2 separate regions of the Homo sapiens genome follow, and region 1 is linked to region 2. A link is a loop called in an ENCODE intact Hi-C map of the cell type or tissue named here. Cell type or tissue: CD4-positive, alpha-beta T cell. All regions are shown on one strand. Each heading gives the region's core, and the rest is flanking DNA. Links, peaks and the distances in the headings are about the cores only. Region 1 overlaps LNX2 (ligand of numb-protein X 2). Region 2 has its middle 23 kb from the start of GSX1.

Region 1 (2,916 bases), core at 212-2,711, 250 kb after region 2:
CCGATAGTCATTGAAGAATGTGTTTACAACACAGAATCAAATAACAATGAAAATTTAAGACTATAAGAAAATTCAAGTCTCAACTCTCTTTATTGTATTGAGAGGAGATTCTGATATTGGTCTAATTTCATAGACTTGAGGTTTAAAGAAATTGGATGCCTTAAAATTTCCTCAAATCAAAGGCAACATTAGGACCTATATCTGTGGGTATTAGCCAGCAGCTGCACCACTAAAACCCAGCTCATCTTGTAAGAGTGGAGATTAGTGGGAGGGAGGGGAGAAAAGAGGAGGAGGAAGAAGAAAGCTAATAGAGTTATAGCATCTGTTTGAGTAAAAGAGTCAAGTGAGAGGCCAGATCAATAAGATAGAAAATAATAGATGGACTATATGTATTTCAGGCAATGTTTAAATTATCTAATCTAGTTCATTCAATTGGATGATTCTAACTAAATTTCTAACCAAAATGTGAAAAATACAGATACACAGATAGAAAATGTATTTTAAATTGTCCGTGATCATATTTTATATTTGGATGTTATAAATAGTTTCAACGTATTTTGTGCTATAATTTTCTCCAAATAATGGAAAACTAAAGTTGCTCTGTTTCTTTTTGAAAATAAGTAAAAGCGTTATTGTTTTTGGATTTTAAAAAATAACATATACTCCATGTCTTAAAAGGAGACCAATAGTAAATGATTTTAGTAAGGCATTAAACTTGTTTCTTACTTCTTTTCTAATGTAAGATTTGAAAATAAAGTGATTTCTTAACATTATTGACTATAATCATGGGAGAGGTCTCCACTTTGTACCACAATTTCTTTAAAGCAGGCTATCATATTTTCCCATAGGAATTACAGTAAAATTGGGCATTGTGGTCATGACCAAGAGTCAGCATCAAATAAATTAGACTTATAATTTAAAAGGAAGTATTAAATAACTTGTAAAAATGTAACCAATGTAAACATATGTTCAAAATATGATAGCTAACAAGCCTCTAAATTTAAAACGACAGTCATGAACCTCTAAAATAATTTAACACTGGAGACGTGTGTCACATTCACACAAGTATGCTATATATATATATATATATACACACATACATATAAAGTCTTGTTATGCAGGATTTCTGTAGTCATTCTTTTCAAGAATGTTGAAGCCGATATCCTACTTTTGACTCAGACCTATAGCAGCAGAAACAAAGCTGTGCAGAATTTCATTATGATTTCTGAAGTAGCCACCATGGAAATTTATTTCAAAAGTCACAATGGACTTTAATCAAGTTTTGAAGCAGTTCTTCCTTTTATTTCCTTTGCTCTGTCTTGCAATATTAAGGCCAACCTTGAAGATGCAAAGAAGTATTACAAGAAAAGTTACCAATCATGGGGCAATAAGAGCCCAGGCAGTGTGACCACTTTGCCTTGGTCATTTTGGAGGTGGGGTTGCAGACGGCATGCCCAAGATTTTTGTGTGTATGTGCTTCAACTGCTGAAGTTTTAAGATATTAGCTAATGAAATGAACTCATTCCTCTTGCCACCAGGTGCTTGCAGTCACTGTCCAGATGACGCCCTGGTACAGTGATTAAGAAGTTCATTGAAAATTACACTGTGTGTAATCTTTAAAATGACAAACATCATTAGTCACTTATGGTAATGTATTTGTGTTTTCTCCAGGCCAGTGGAGAGAGAGTGAATTTAACAATTGCTAGACCAGGGAAACCCCAGCCTGGTAACACCATTAGAGAAGCAGGAAATCATAGCAGCAGCAGCCAGCACCACACACCACCACCGTATTATAGCAGACCAAGCTCACATAAGGTGAGGATTTTTTTTTTTTTTTATGCCACCATCAAAGGATCATTGTTACAAGCTGGTAAGATTTAAATGAAGGTTTTTTTGTGTGTCAGTCACACCTCAATAAAGCAGTTTTTTTAAAAAAAAGATTCAAATGAGGGTTGTTATTCTGTTGAAAAATATAGGTGTTTGGAATATGAAATGTATATGTTTTGCTACCTTGGAAAGTGACTGCTTTGTTCCTTAGATCTGGAGATAGTTTCTTGGAGGGGAAGTTTCCTTTGCCAGGCGATTAACAAGAAGCGTGAAATCTTCTATCTGTTTAATCCTACTTGAAAGTGGAATTTATCTTGGGTTGCTTATTTAAATATAAGAGTTAGTTGATGAAAAAACATAAGACAAGATTGACAAATCTATGCTTAATAATTGAGCCTGTTGCCTACAGAACCTGAATTAGATACATGAAGATTAAACATATGAATCATGAATTTTGATAGGTACATATATAGCATATTTACGTATTTGATAGGTACATATATAGCATATTTCTTTTTATGTTAAAGCTTAGAGGAATATTACCCTAAATCATTTAAAATTTCCATATGTTAAGCTTTGTTACTGTTTCTTCAGAATCAGTATTTCACTGGTTTTATAATGTATTCTACCTGAGCTGAGAATTTTGATGCTACCTCACTTTCAGTCCAAAAATCTGAAAGGATGATACTTTAGCATTCTTGATATTATTTACTTCATTTCATCCTTCATTTGAACTCTTAACTTCCAGTGGGCCAGAAGTTTTAAAACAATGATGTTATGCTTACCCAATTATGCAAAAATAAAAGCTAAATGTGACCTACCAGAGTAATTCTCCTTAAGTAAAATTAAATTGCTTTACTAAGCAAAAACTTATTTATTGTCACCTGAAAGTAACATTTGAGTGAATAATTAGCTTTGGAGTCTGTCTCTGGTACCCTAAGAAAGCATAGCTTAAAGACACAGTATTTTTGGCCCATTGGGTTTATATGGTTTTCTGAGCTTAAGTTCTCTACAGACTTGTCATTGGTCTTTGATTTAGTTAATACTAAAAAGAAATTATAATCACAGACTTCATTCTCATTTCTGAGC
Region 2 (2,916 bases), core at 155-2,654:
ACAGGAATGCCCAGGAAGGCTCAGCCTGGTCCTACCATCTTACTGAGGAGTTCTCAGAGTGATTCTTGGGGCAGGTCCAAGCAAGCACCAGACCTGGATGGTTCTTACTCCAAAATGGATCTCAAAGTCCACCCACTTCACATTGCCACAGCTCAGACCACTACGTTTTGAAGCTGAGTGACTGCAACTGCTTACTAACTCATTCATTCACTTCTGCATTAATGCATTGCACTTCTGCTTGTCTCAGGGCAGTGCACTGCGCATACACAGTGTTCGGGACAGGTCTCCTGCCTTCACCAAGCAACGGTCTAATGTCAGTGAAGGACACAGACAAATATCCAATTAATCTTGTGAAAAGGACAAAAGAGAATGTAATGTAAAAACAAAGAATGAGGCAGCAAAGAGCTATTTAGGTGGGTGAGGAGAAAACATATCAGCTGAGATTCGAAGAATAAGAAGAAAGTGACCAGGAGGAAAGCCTGGAAGGGTGTTACAGGCAGAGGGAACAACATGTGCGAGGCCCCTGAGGTGGGAAAGAGAGAGACCAGCCTGGCTGAATGAAGCAGAGTGAGGGAAGGAGGGAAGGCGGGAGCATGGAAGTGATGGGCCTTAGTCAGCAGGTGGGCAAGGAAGACTTGAAGGCCACAGCAAGGGGTTTAAAGTTCAGCTACGATAAAAATTCTGGTAAGGGTTTGTTTTTTGTCTTTTTAAGACAGAGTCTTGCCCTGTTGCCTAGGCTGCAGGCTGGAGTGCAGTGGCACAAGCTCAGCTCATTGCAACCTCCACCTCCCAGGTTCAAGTGATTCTTGTGTCTCAGCCTCCCAGGTAGCTGGGATTACAGGCATGGGCCACCATGCCTGGCTAATTTTTGTATTTTTAGTAGAGACGGGGTTTCACAATGTTGGCTAGCCTGGTCTCAAACTCCTGACCTCAAGTGATCCATCCACCTTGGCCTCCCAAAGTGCTGGGATTACAGGCGTGAGCCACCGTGCTCAGCCTGGTAAGGGTTTTAAGCAAGGCAGAATCTGAATGAGAAGTATATTCTGGATCACACTGGCTTGAGGGCATGGGAGTGGGGAGACAGGTGAAGAGGCTGGATGAGCCAGGAGAGAGGGCAGTGGCTGTGAAGAGAGGGGGTGAAGAATAGATCCAGTGCCTTTTTAGGAGGTGAAATTGGTGGCCTTGAGGATGGGGAGTGAGGGGGCTGGGAAGACTGACTCCCACTCTCTGGCTGAAGAGACAGGTGAAGAGGTGGTGGCAGGAATCCGCCTGGTGTGGGTTCCCAGGGCTCAGGGAAAGGAGAGGCCCGCGGGAGCCTGAGCCAGCCCCTCTCCACTCTAGCCATAGAGGCTTTCCTCAGACCCCACCTTCTCTATGAGGCTTCCCGTGACAGCCTTGTTTAATGCTGCAGCAACCACTCCACAACACTTTTTCTCCCTTAGGAGTCTATAATTCCCCACACTCCCATAGCATTCACCACCATCTATAATAAATAAGTGATAAGTAACTGCTACATTTTTTTTAGACAGGCTCTTGCTCTGTCACTCAGGCTGGAGTGCAGTGGTGCAGTCATATCTCACTGCAGCCTTGACCTCCCAGGCTCAAGTGATCCTCTCGCCTCAGCCTCCCCAGTAGCTGGGACCGCAGGTGCGCACCACCAGGCCCGGCTAATTTTTTTTTTTTTTTCCTGTAGAGATGGGGTCTGTTGCCCAGGCTGGTCTTGAACTCTTGGGTTCAAGGTATCTCTTATCTCAGCCTTCCAAAGTGCTGGGATTACAGGCGTGAGCCACTGGCCCAGCAGACTTTTGCATTTTTAGGTGTGTTCTTTATTGCCTGTCTCCCTGTACCAGAAGAAGAGCTCTAGGAGGGCAGGGCTTTGGCCTGTCTTACCCCCTGTTCTAGCTCCAGCACCAACAGCAATGCCTGGCACCTCATTGGCCATCAGAGATGTGCTGAATGAATGAATGAATGACTCTCACTTTGGGAGTCCTTAGCACGTGGTAGTGTTGAAAGCCAGGGACTTTGAAGAAAGGAGTAGAAGAGTCCAGGACCAGGAAAAAGGGTAAGTACAGGAGAGCCAGTGAAAGAAGGGAGGGAGATCCCGGAAGGCAGTGGACACCGGGAGCAGATGTCCTCATGGAGGCTCAGAAAGGGGAGGTAAGAACGGCTCTGCCCCGCAAGCTGCTATCCAGCTAGAGTGGTATTTCCATGGCTGTCTGGTCATGTCATTTGCCAGCCTGACACCCTGTGTGGCTTCTCATGGAACTCAGAGGATGCCTGACTCCTCCTGTGACATTCGTTCTTACCTTTCTGGCCTTGGTTCTTCAAGCTTCCCTCACCCTGCCCGCTGCACCCTGGGCCACCAGGGAATTTTCAGCCCTCCCTCATGCTGAACTAATTGTGACTTCCTGAAAGTGCCAACCTCTCCTCTGGACATTTCAAATACTTTTTTTGTCTTCCTAGACACCTTCATCCTGTCTATCCAAAACTCTTCCCCAGCTGGACTCCTAATCCTTCTCCAGCACTCAACTGAGACTTCCTGCAGCCGAGCGAGCCCGTGAGCTAGGCCGGGGCTACAGACTCCGCCTGTGCATGTGTGTGTGTGTGTGTCAGGGGCAGGAGGGTGGCGGGGGCGGTGCACACTCCCTACTCATCCCCCGTCATAGCACTTTGCAAAATAAGTTTTATTAACTGTTAGCAACGTACTGGGCATTATTCTAAGAGTTTCCTTATATTACCTCTTTAATGATCCCTATAGCATCTGGAATGCTGTGACACTACATTCCCCGCTTTACAGATAAAGTAACTCAAGGCAAAGAGAAGTTACACGGCTGGTGAAGGTCACCCAGCAAGCAGGTGGAAGAGACTGTGTTGTGCCCTGGAGGTCGGACTCTCTGAGTCCACTCTCTGAAGCCT

Evidence for each region. Peaks named below come from ENCODE experiments on the same cell type or tissue, not always from the same donor. Only the 100,000 strongest peaks of a DNase experiment are listed, where the experiment ranks them.
Region 1: it touches region 2 in a loop (2.1-fold over the local background); 15 of 110 quality-filtered maps call a loop at or near these places.

The regions. Positions count from the first base shown.
Region 1 is chr13:27,558,741-27,561,656 of GRCh38, reverse strand. LNX2 (ligand of numb-protein X 2) reads left to right here. Exons shown (of 10, transcript NM_153371.4): 6 at 1,672-1,815. Among named protein-coding and RNA genes, the nearest start is that of LNX2, 60 kb to the left of the region's middle. In CD4-positive, alpha-beta T cell, for the core only: no CTCF peak of the experiment used is centred there; a DNase peak (open chromatin) is centred at 1,756; H3K27ac peaks cover 118 bases.
Region 2 is chr13:27,813,667-27,816,582 of GRCh38, reverse strand. No RefSeq gene overlaps it. Among named protein-coding and RNA genes, the nearest start is that of GSX1, 23 kb to the right of the region's middle. In CD4-positive, alpha-beta T cell, for the core only: no CTCF peak of the experiment used is centred there; no DNase peak of the experiment used is centred there.